Regions from separate parts of the Homo sapiens genome. Here region 2 is linked to region 1. A link is a contact called in ENCODE Hi-C or POLR2A ChIA-PET data. All regions are on one chromosome and are shown on one strand. The core of a region is the stretch at or near the end of the contact, and the rest is flanking DNA. Distances in the headings are between cores, read along the strand shown.

What was found. A loop is a pair of places that touch in the nucleus more often than their neighbours do. ChIA-PET counts read pairs that join two places held with the same protein, here RNA polymerase II (POLR2A). Pooled maps may share reads with other maps.
Region 2: a pooled map shows a loop between it and region 1 (16-fold over the local background). The contact joins the promoter of ROMO1 here to the promoter of UQCC1 in region 1. A Hi-C loop is called at or near these places in 10 of 50 pooled maps. POLR2A ChIA-PET finds 5 or more read pairs at or near these places in 2 of 52 experiments (B cell and CD8-positive, alpha-beta memory T cell).

The regions. Positions count from the first base shown.
Region 1 is chr20:35,409,904-35,413,609 of GRCh38, forward strand. It overlaps UQCC1 (ubiquinol-cytochrome c reductase complex assembly factor 1), which reads right to left and starts at 2,070. Exons shown (of 10, transcript NM_018244.5): 1 at 2,037-2,070. The coding sequence starts at 2,060. RefSeq lists enhancers at 1,402-2,225, 1,816-1,915, 1,976-2,125, 2,226-3,048, 2,256-2,305.
Region 2 is chr20:35,697,520-35,701,225 of GRCh38, forward strand. It overlaps ROMO1 (reactive oxygen species modulator 1), which reads left to right and starts at 1,886. Exons shown (of 3, transcript NM_080748.3): 1 at 1,886-1,937; 2 at 2,114-2,244; 3 at 3,279-3,461. The coding sequence starts at 2,114. The coding sequence ends at 3,387. NFS1 (NFS1 cysteine desulfurase) reads right to left here and starts at 1,833. Exons shown (of 13, transcript NM_021100.5): 1 at 1,673-1,833; 2 at 962-1,071; 3 at 165-281. The coding sequence starts at 1,769. RefSeq lists enhancers at 1,400-2,059, 2,060-2,719, 2,291-2,510 and a silencer at 1,611-1,800.

The DNA.
Region 1 (3,706 bases), core at 820-3,319:
GAAGCAATTCTCGTGTCTCAGCCTCACGAGTAGCTGGGATTACAGGCGCCCACCACCAGGCCTGGCTAATTTTTGTATTTTTAGTAGAGACAGGGTTTCACCACGTTGGCCAGGCTGGTCTTGAACTCCTGGCCTCAAGTGATCCACCTACCTCAGCCTCCCAATGTGCTGGGATTACAGGTGTGAGCCACGGCACCTGGCCAGGAATACCTCTCTGTGGTTCAGTTTTCTTATCTGTAAAATAGAGGAAATAACACGCCCTCCTTTCCAAAGGGATGTTATAAGGATTAGGTAAGTATTTTAAAGTGCTTAGCACGTAGTAAGTGCCCTATAAAATGATAGTTGTCAGGCCAGGCTCGGTGGCTCATGCCTGTTATCCCAGCACTTTGGGAGGCCGCAGGAGGCGGATCATGAGGTCAGGAGTTCGAGACCAGTCTGGCCAACATGGTGAAACTCCATCTCTACTAAAAATACAAAAGTTAGCCAGGTGTGGTGGCAGGCGCCTGTAATCCCAGCTACTTGGGAGGCTGAAGCAGGAGAACTGCTTGAACCCAGGAGGCAGAGGTTGCAGTGAGCCGAGATCACACCGCTGAACTCCACCCTGGGTGACAGAGCGAGACTCCATCTCAAAAAAAAAAAAAATACAAAAATTAGTCAGGTGTGGTGTGGTGCATGCCTGTCATCCCAGCTACTCGGGAGGCTGGCACAGGAGAATTGCTTGAACCCGGGAGCAGAAGTTGCAGTGAGCCCGAGATGGCACCACTGCACTCCAGCTTCGGCGACAGAGCAAGACTCTGCCTCAAAAAAAAAAAAAAAAAAAACAAAACCCTAAAGGGTGGCAGGGGAAGGATTAAAAAAAAAAAAAAAAAAAAAACCACTAAATTCAGAACATTCTAATTGCCATTTCCCCAGCAGTCCTCATTTCTGAATCAATTTCTGGCCTGAAATCAAACAATCACTTCACCAGGTGAATCTTTCTGGCAGTTACAGGGGCTACTCTACAAATAAATATTTACTGAACAGCAGTCGAGGGTACCTCACTCTGCTAGGCTGGCAAGGAATACAAGAAGTAAAACTGTCGTCCTTGTAAGACATATATAAAAAGATCAAAAACACAAATGTAAAATAACAATTCAGAAGTTACCTAGACACAGGAATAGACCATGTCTACTATGAAAAACAGTGTCTTTGACCCAGTTTTTGAAGACTCGCTAAAACTATACACTCTCCCATCCCTCCATGATTAAAAACTAAGCTCTGTATCCTAACGTTTTTTCTGCTGCCACTTTCTTTTCTCCTTTAATTGCTAGAGAAAAGAGTATGCTAGAAGGGTCAGGACTAAATCTCAAGAGGTGCAGTAGTTTCACACACGGGTGCTAAAGAGTCTGGTAGTCTTTCCTTACTTCATTCATTTATTCAACAAGTAATCATTTAACACCTATGATGTGCCAGACACCATGCTAGGCAAAGTGAAAACGACGGAGACAGACATGACTCCAATTCTCACGCAGCTTTCAATCTAATAATCTATATTCCACTTAACTGTACAGTTAAGAACTGACTTATTACCTATGAAAGAAACCCTGAGAATCTCAGAATCTAAAGGGACTGCAGGAGATAAATGTCCTCGTTTTTCACATAGGGTCAATGAGGCCCAAAAGTGACTTGCTTAAAGTCACTATGCATCAGTGACAGTCAGGGACTAGAACCCAGGCCTCCTGAAACTCCAATCAGTGTCCTACATGCTCCTCTCCCTGAGGGGAAGCAGGTACATGGGGGAGGGAAGGAAAAGTAAACCCCATCAAATAAAGGCCAGATGTCAGTCTTCCCCTTCTCGAAAGATGGGGGAGCTAAGGTCAAAACGGGGTAGGAAGAGGTCGGAAGCTGCCTCAGTTTCCCCACGGAAAAGCGGCCACTCAGCCTAGCTATAACACAGGCTTCCCTCCTGCGATTCCTTCCAATTCCTCCCGCCCTGCCTTGTCGAACTCCAACCCGGGACCCAGAGAGCTACCGTAGAAAATTACTCCTTCACTCACAAGGACTCGCACCAGCAACGCCATGTTCCTCAATAACCATTTCCGGGTGAAGAGTGAGTTTCCGGTGTCCCCTTTTCTACGTCCTCCTTTTGCCGGCGAAAGACTGGCAAGGGGGGCGCAGGCGCAAAGAGGTCGCTACGCGCACGCGCTGTTGTTTTCTCGGCTGTGCACCAGGCTGTCGTGCCCGGGCACGCTCTCCCTGCTGTCTCCCCCACTACACGTAACAGTGGTTCAAATCCTTCCCCCACGCCTGTCTCCTTGACCCCAGACCTCGGGGCTTCTCATATCCCTCTCTTTATTCCCCACCTAACCCAGCCTCACTCCTCAGCCCCTCCTTCCCAAACTCCACCCCAACACTTTTCAATGGAGGTTGAAAAGAACAGGACTTTAGGAAATCCCAATCTTTAGAAAGAGCCAGAAGACCGGGCGCGGTGGCTCACGCCTGTAATCCCAGCACTTTGGGAGGCCGAGGCGGGCGGATCACCTGAGATCAGGAGTTCGAGACTAGCCTGGCCAACATGGCAAAACCCCGTCCCTAACTAAAAATACAAAGAAAGTAGCCGGGCATGTTGGTGTGTGCCTGTAATCCCAGCTACTCTGAAGGCAGAGGTTGCAGTGAGCCGAGATCGCGCCACTGCACTCCAGCCTGGGCGACAGAGCAGGACTGGACTCTGTCTCAAAAAAAAAAAAAAAAAAAAAAAAAAAAAAGCCAGAGAAGGAGGCTAAGATAAAAGAATACGGGGGATACCAGACTCCTGAAAGTCAAGGCAAGAAGGCGGTCATGTGCCGATCTGAAGCCTGGTAGAGGAAGAAACTTTTGGGATTTGTGGTTGGTTGGTTGTTTAAGGGAAACATCTTTGCATATTGATAGGAAAAGATTAGTGAAGAGTATACAGGGCCGTGCCCGGTGGCTCATGCCTGTAATCCCAACACTTTGGGAGGCCGAGGCAGGTGGATTGCCTGAGGTCAGGAGTTCAAGACCAGCCTGACCAATATGGTGAAACCCCGTCTCTACTGAAAATACGAAAAAAATTAGCCGGGCATGGTGGCGTGTGCCTGTAATCCCAGCTACTTGGGAGGCTGAGGCAGGGAATCGCTTGAACCCGGGAGGCAGAGGTTGCAGTGAGCTGAGACTGGGGCACTGAACTCCAGCCTGGGTGACAAAGCGAGACTCCGTCTCAAAAAAAAAAAAAAAAAAAGAGTATACAGGAGAATCAATCAAAGAGGCAAGGAGCTTCTTGAGGAAAGTGGCAGAGAACGGCCTTGGTAGAAGACTCCTCTTCCATTACATCCCAAGAGAAGAGAAGACAAAGTACTGGTGCTTTGGGGGTTGAGGGAGCAGAGGGGCAGGATGTTGAAGGACTTCTTTCATTTCATTCAGTCAACAAAGACCTATTGAGTCTTCCCTATGTGCTGAACACAAGACATACTGGCTTCATGGAGTTCTTAGACTGGTGGGGGAGGCATAGGAACCCAGTGAAAAAAATTAAAACTGGGGAGCTACTTTGGTTAGGTTGGTAAGGCCTCTCCAAGAAAGTGACATGTAAGATGAAATCTAAAGGAAGAAGAGGAGCTAGTCATGGGAAATAACTTCACTCGACTATTTTTTTAATTAAATTTATTGATTTTTATTAATTGACAAAAAATATATATTGTGTACAACAGGATGT
Region 2 (3,706 bases), core at 636-3,135, 290 kb after region 1:
CAATCAAATGCCTGCAGTCAAACTCCAAGGCTGCTCTTTGAATCTCTTCCAGAAAGAATCCAAAACCATTTCTACCTCCATGCACACCTACCAAGAAAGAAATGCCTCCCACAGGCCACTGCCCCTCTTTGACCTTAGAACCTCCTAGACTCCTGTGTACTAACCTGACGAGCACGTTCCATGGCTGCCTCACTCTCCCAGCCATAAGCATGTGTCCGGGAGTGTGGGTTCCCATAGTAGTTGATTAGGTAAGGGAGCATGGCATCAAGCACCCGGGGGTCCTGAACACAACAGAACAGATCATTTTCCTTGAGCGCATCGTCAATTCAGGTCCCACTCCACCCCTCAGACCTGGCCACCCTGCCTTAAGACACTCTCAACCCCTCAGGCACTGCCTAGAGGAGGCCTCAAACATTCTTTTGTTCCCACAAAACTACCCACCAAATATCAACCTAATACACTCCCACTCACAACCCATCCCAACTCGGATTGTTCTGCCTCCCCTCAGGTAGTCTACAAACACTGCCTTGTTCCGACATCTGTTTCTGCTGGTGTTTCCATTCCTGCCAGGTAATGTGATCTATAAGGGGCTGGGACAGGACAGGGCCTAGGCAAACACCCCTGGTCACACATTGGTGAAAACTTGCATTAGTCTTTTAACCCGTTTAATACTTGTCCAAGTTCACACAGTTACTAAGTGGCCGTTCTGCTCATTCCAGAGCCCATGCTTTTAACTAATACTATAGAGCCTGCGCTGAAGTGATCTGACCAAGGTCAATTGCTAGTGAGTAGTAAAGCCAATGCCAGTGGCCTCGAATTTAAGCCTCCCGACTCCTCGCTCAGTGCTTTTTCCAGCACACCTTCACGGCTCTCACTTCTCCAGGGATTCAGCCATTTCTTTGCGTGATCACGCCCATCATTTACTTCCTATAAGCAGCCTTGGGAAAAGCTTCATCCTTACCAGAGGAGTTGTAGCTTGCACATCCATATAGAGAGGTCGCAGCACTGGCCCCACCTCCGGGGCAGCGGCTGTATCTGCGGGAACCGCAGACTGAGGAGCACGGTCTCCAACTGATAAAAAATGGAACGGAGTAGCCAAGTAAGACCGAAGGCAACTATGAACGCATGGCATCCAAAGGGCAGAAGGAAAAATCTGGCTGGAGGTGAGATAAGTGTAAGGGATGCTAGGGTCGAATCTCAATGGAAAGAAAACAACACCAGATACCTGACACGCTGTAAAAGGAGGTAAGGGAGAGGGAGAGAGGGTTCCTGGAGGGGGTGTTGAGTTGATATTCAAATGGTATCGTAGGAAGGAAGGCTCTAAAGGGCAAAGACGTTTAGAAGGAACGTGGAGCCAGAGTAGGTGCAGTCCCTTCTGACCGAAGGTAACGGTCTGCACGGGAGCCCGGAGCAGCATCTGTAACTTGGCCAGGAGCGGTCTGAAGGACGCGCCTCCACGGCTCTGGGGGCCTGTCGCGCAGGGTGCGAGGGGTGGTGCGCCGGGGTCAACCGTTCGGGGACCCGCCTAAGAAAGTTTGAGGGATGTGTCATTTGAGAGAAGGGTCAGAGGGTCTGGGCAGCAGGGTGGACAGGAAGGCTCCGGAATATTCAGTTGCGTCGCCGCGCGGAGGGGACAGGTCCGCGCCTCCCGGAGAGCGGGACCCGAGCGTACCGCGCAGGCGCAGCCCCCGAGTGGGCGCCGCGGGCTTCGGCCCTGGAGCCGCTGTCACCGCCACTGCCGCCCGCCTCCAAGCGGCTCGGAGCAGCATGGTCCCGCTGGCAGAGCCCACCTTCCGAAGCCGCTGCAGTCCTGGGCCCCAGGCTCCCGGAAGTGCTGCCCGGCGCTCCGGAAGCGATTCATCGGGCCGCGAGCGCCCTCCCCGTCGTTTTCCGTGAGAGACGTAGAGCTGAGCGACCCAGCCCGCGAGCGAGGTGAGGTAGGCGCCGGGCGACGCGGGGCCGGAACGCGAAGAGGGTGGTGGAGTCGGGCTACCCACTGATTTTCCTTCCCTTACTTCCCCTGAGCCCTTGGGCCCACTTCCCAGCCTACCGCTTCCGTCCCCGCCCGACTCTTGGGCCAGCGCCTGGGCCCACACTTTCCTATCCCCCGCAGATGCCGGTGGCCGTGGGTCCCTACGGACAGTCCCAGCCAAGCTGCTTCGACCGTGTCAAAATGGGCTTCGTGATGGGTTGCGCCGTGGGCATGGCGGCCGGGGCGCTCTTCGGCACCTTTTCCTGTCTCAGGTGAGGGGCGCGGGCGGTGATCTCTGGGCAGGACAACCAGACCTTCCGGCCCTGCCCCATTCGGCCTGGAGCCTGAACACAGCCTCCTTCTTTCGACTTCCCTCTCTGTCCCCTCGCGAGCCAGACTCATTCCAAACCACCTTCAATCTGTAAAGTCAGGTTGGAAGCGTCAGTGCTTAAGAATTTGAGCTTTAGAGTCAAAATGCTTTCTGGCCCTTTTCTTACTGGTTCGGTGACTTTAGGCAAGTTGGAGACTGGGTTTCCTTAAGTGTAGAATGAAGACAGTAGCATCTAACTTATAGAGTTGTAAAAATTCGATCAGCACACTTTGCACAGCATCTGGCACATATTAAGTGCTCAGTAACTAGTTACTACTGTTGCTTTTATTTTTTTTTCCAATTGCGCATAAGGAAAGAAACTCGTTCAGCGGTTTTACTATTCTGGATACAGGATACAGAGATAAAGCAGTTAAACTTTACACTCTAAAGGTCATTTTCACATTTAGAGGCTGTTATTGCCATATCCCTAGATTGTAAATTATCATTTACAGAGCACTTACTCTATGTTAAGCACTGTGCTAAATACTGTAGTTTTCAAAATCCTGTAAATAATGTTGAGATGCCCATTTTACACTTGACACTATGTGTAAATTGTAGAGCTGACTCTTGAACCCCCACCTTACTCCAAAATCATTAACACCAAGAAACTAAAAGACAGATGTCTTTATTGGGTCTTAAACTGCAGGCAACACCAGTCAAAAAAGCTGGTTTCTCTATGTATTTTACACTGCATCTGCTGCCTCCCACAAACTGAAGGCAGTTAATACGACATCCACCAGAAAAATACCCTGGAGACCCAGATGGATCTTTTTCCTTCTCATTACCCACCCCAGGTAGTAAGATATAATATCCAGTAAGTGGAAAATCAGATGTAGGGGTTGCTAGACTAGTGTTAGCAAAAAATTGGAAAGGAGCAGTTAATACTCTTTCTGATATTTTTGTTACCAAATAGCTCCATCTTGGTTTCCTCCTCAGGATCGGAATGCGGGGTCGAGAGCTGATGGGCGGCATTGGGAAAACCATGATGCAGAGTGGCGGCACCTTTGGCACATTCATGGCCATTGGGATGGGCATCCGATGCTAACCATGGTTGCCAACTACATCTGTCCCTTCCCATCAATCCCAGCCCATGTACTAATAAAAGAAAGTCTTTGAGTAGTCAGTGTCCCTCTCTTAAAGGAATATTCTTCTCTCAGCCTATTATCCAGCTTTGCCAAGGATCTTCTGCACTAAAGAGATGGACTAACGTAATGACTAGGGTTAGTATCTCTTTCACAAGGCCTGCCTCTCTTAATCCAAAATTGGAAAACTTGGGAGTGTCTAGTATTTTCCATAGATACTATTCAACTAATTACTCAGTACAACTCTGTGCTTGTTACTACGGTCACCATTTTAAAGGAGAA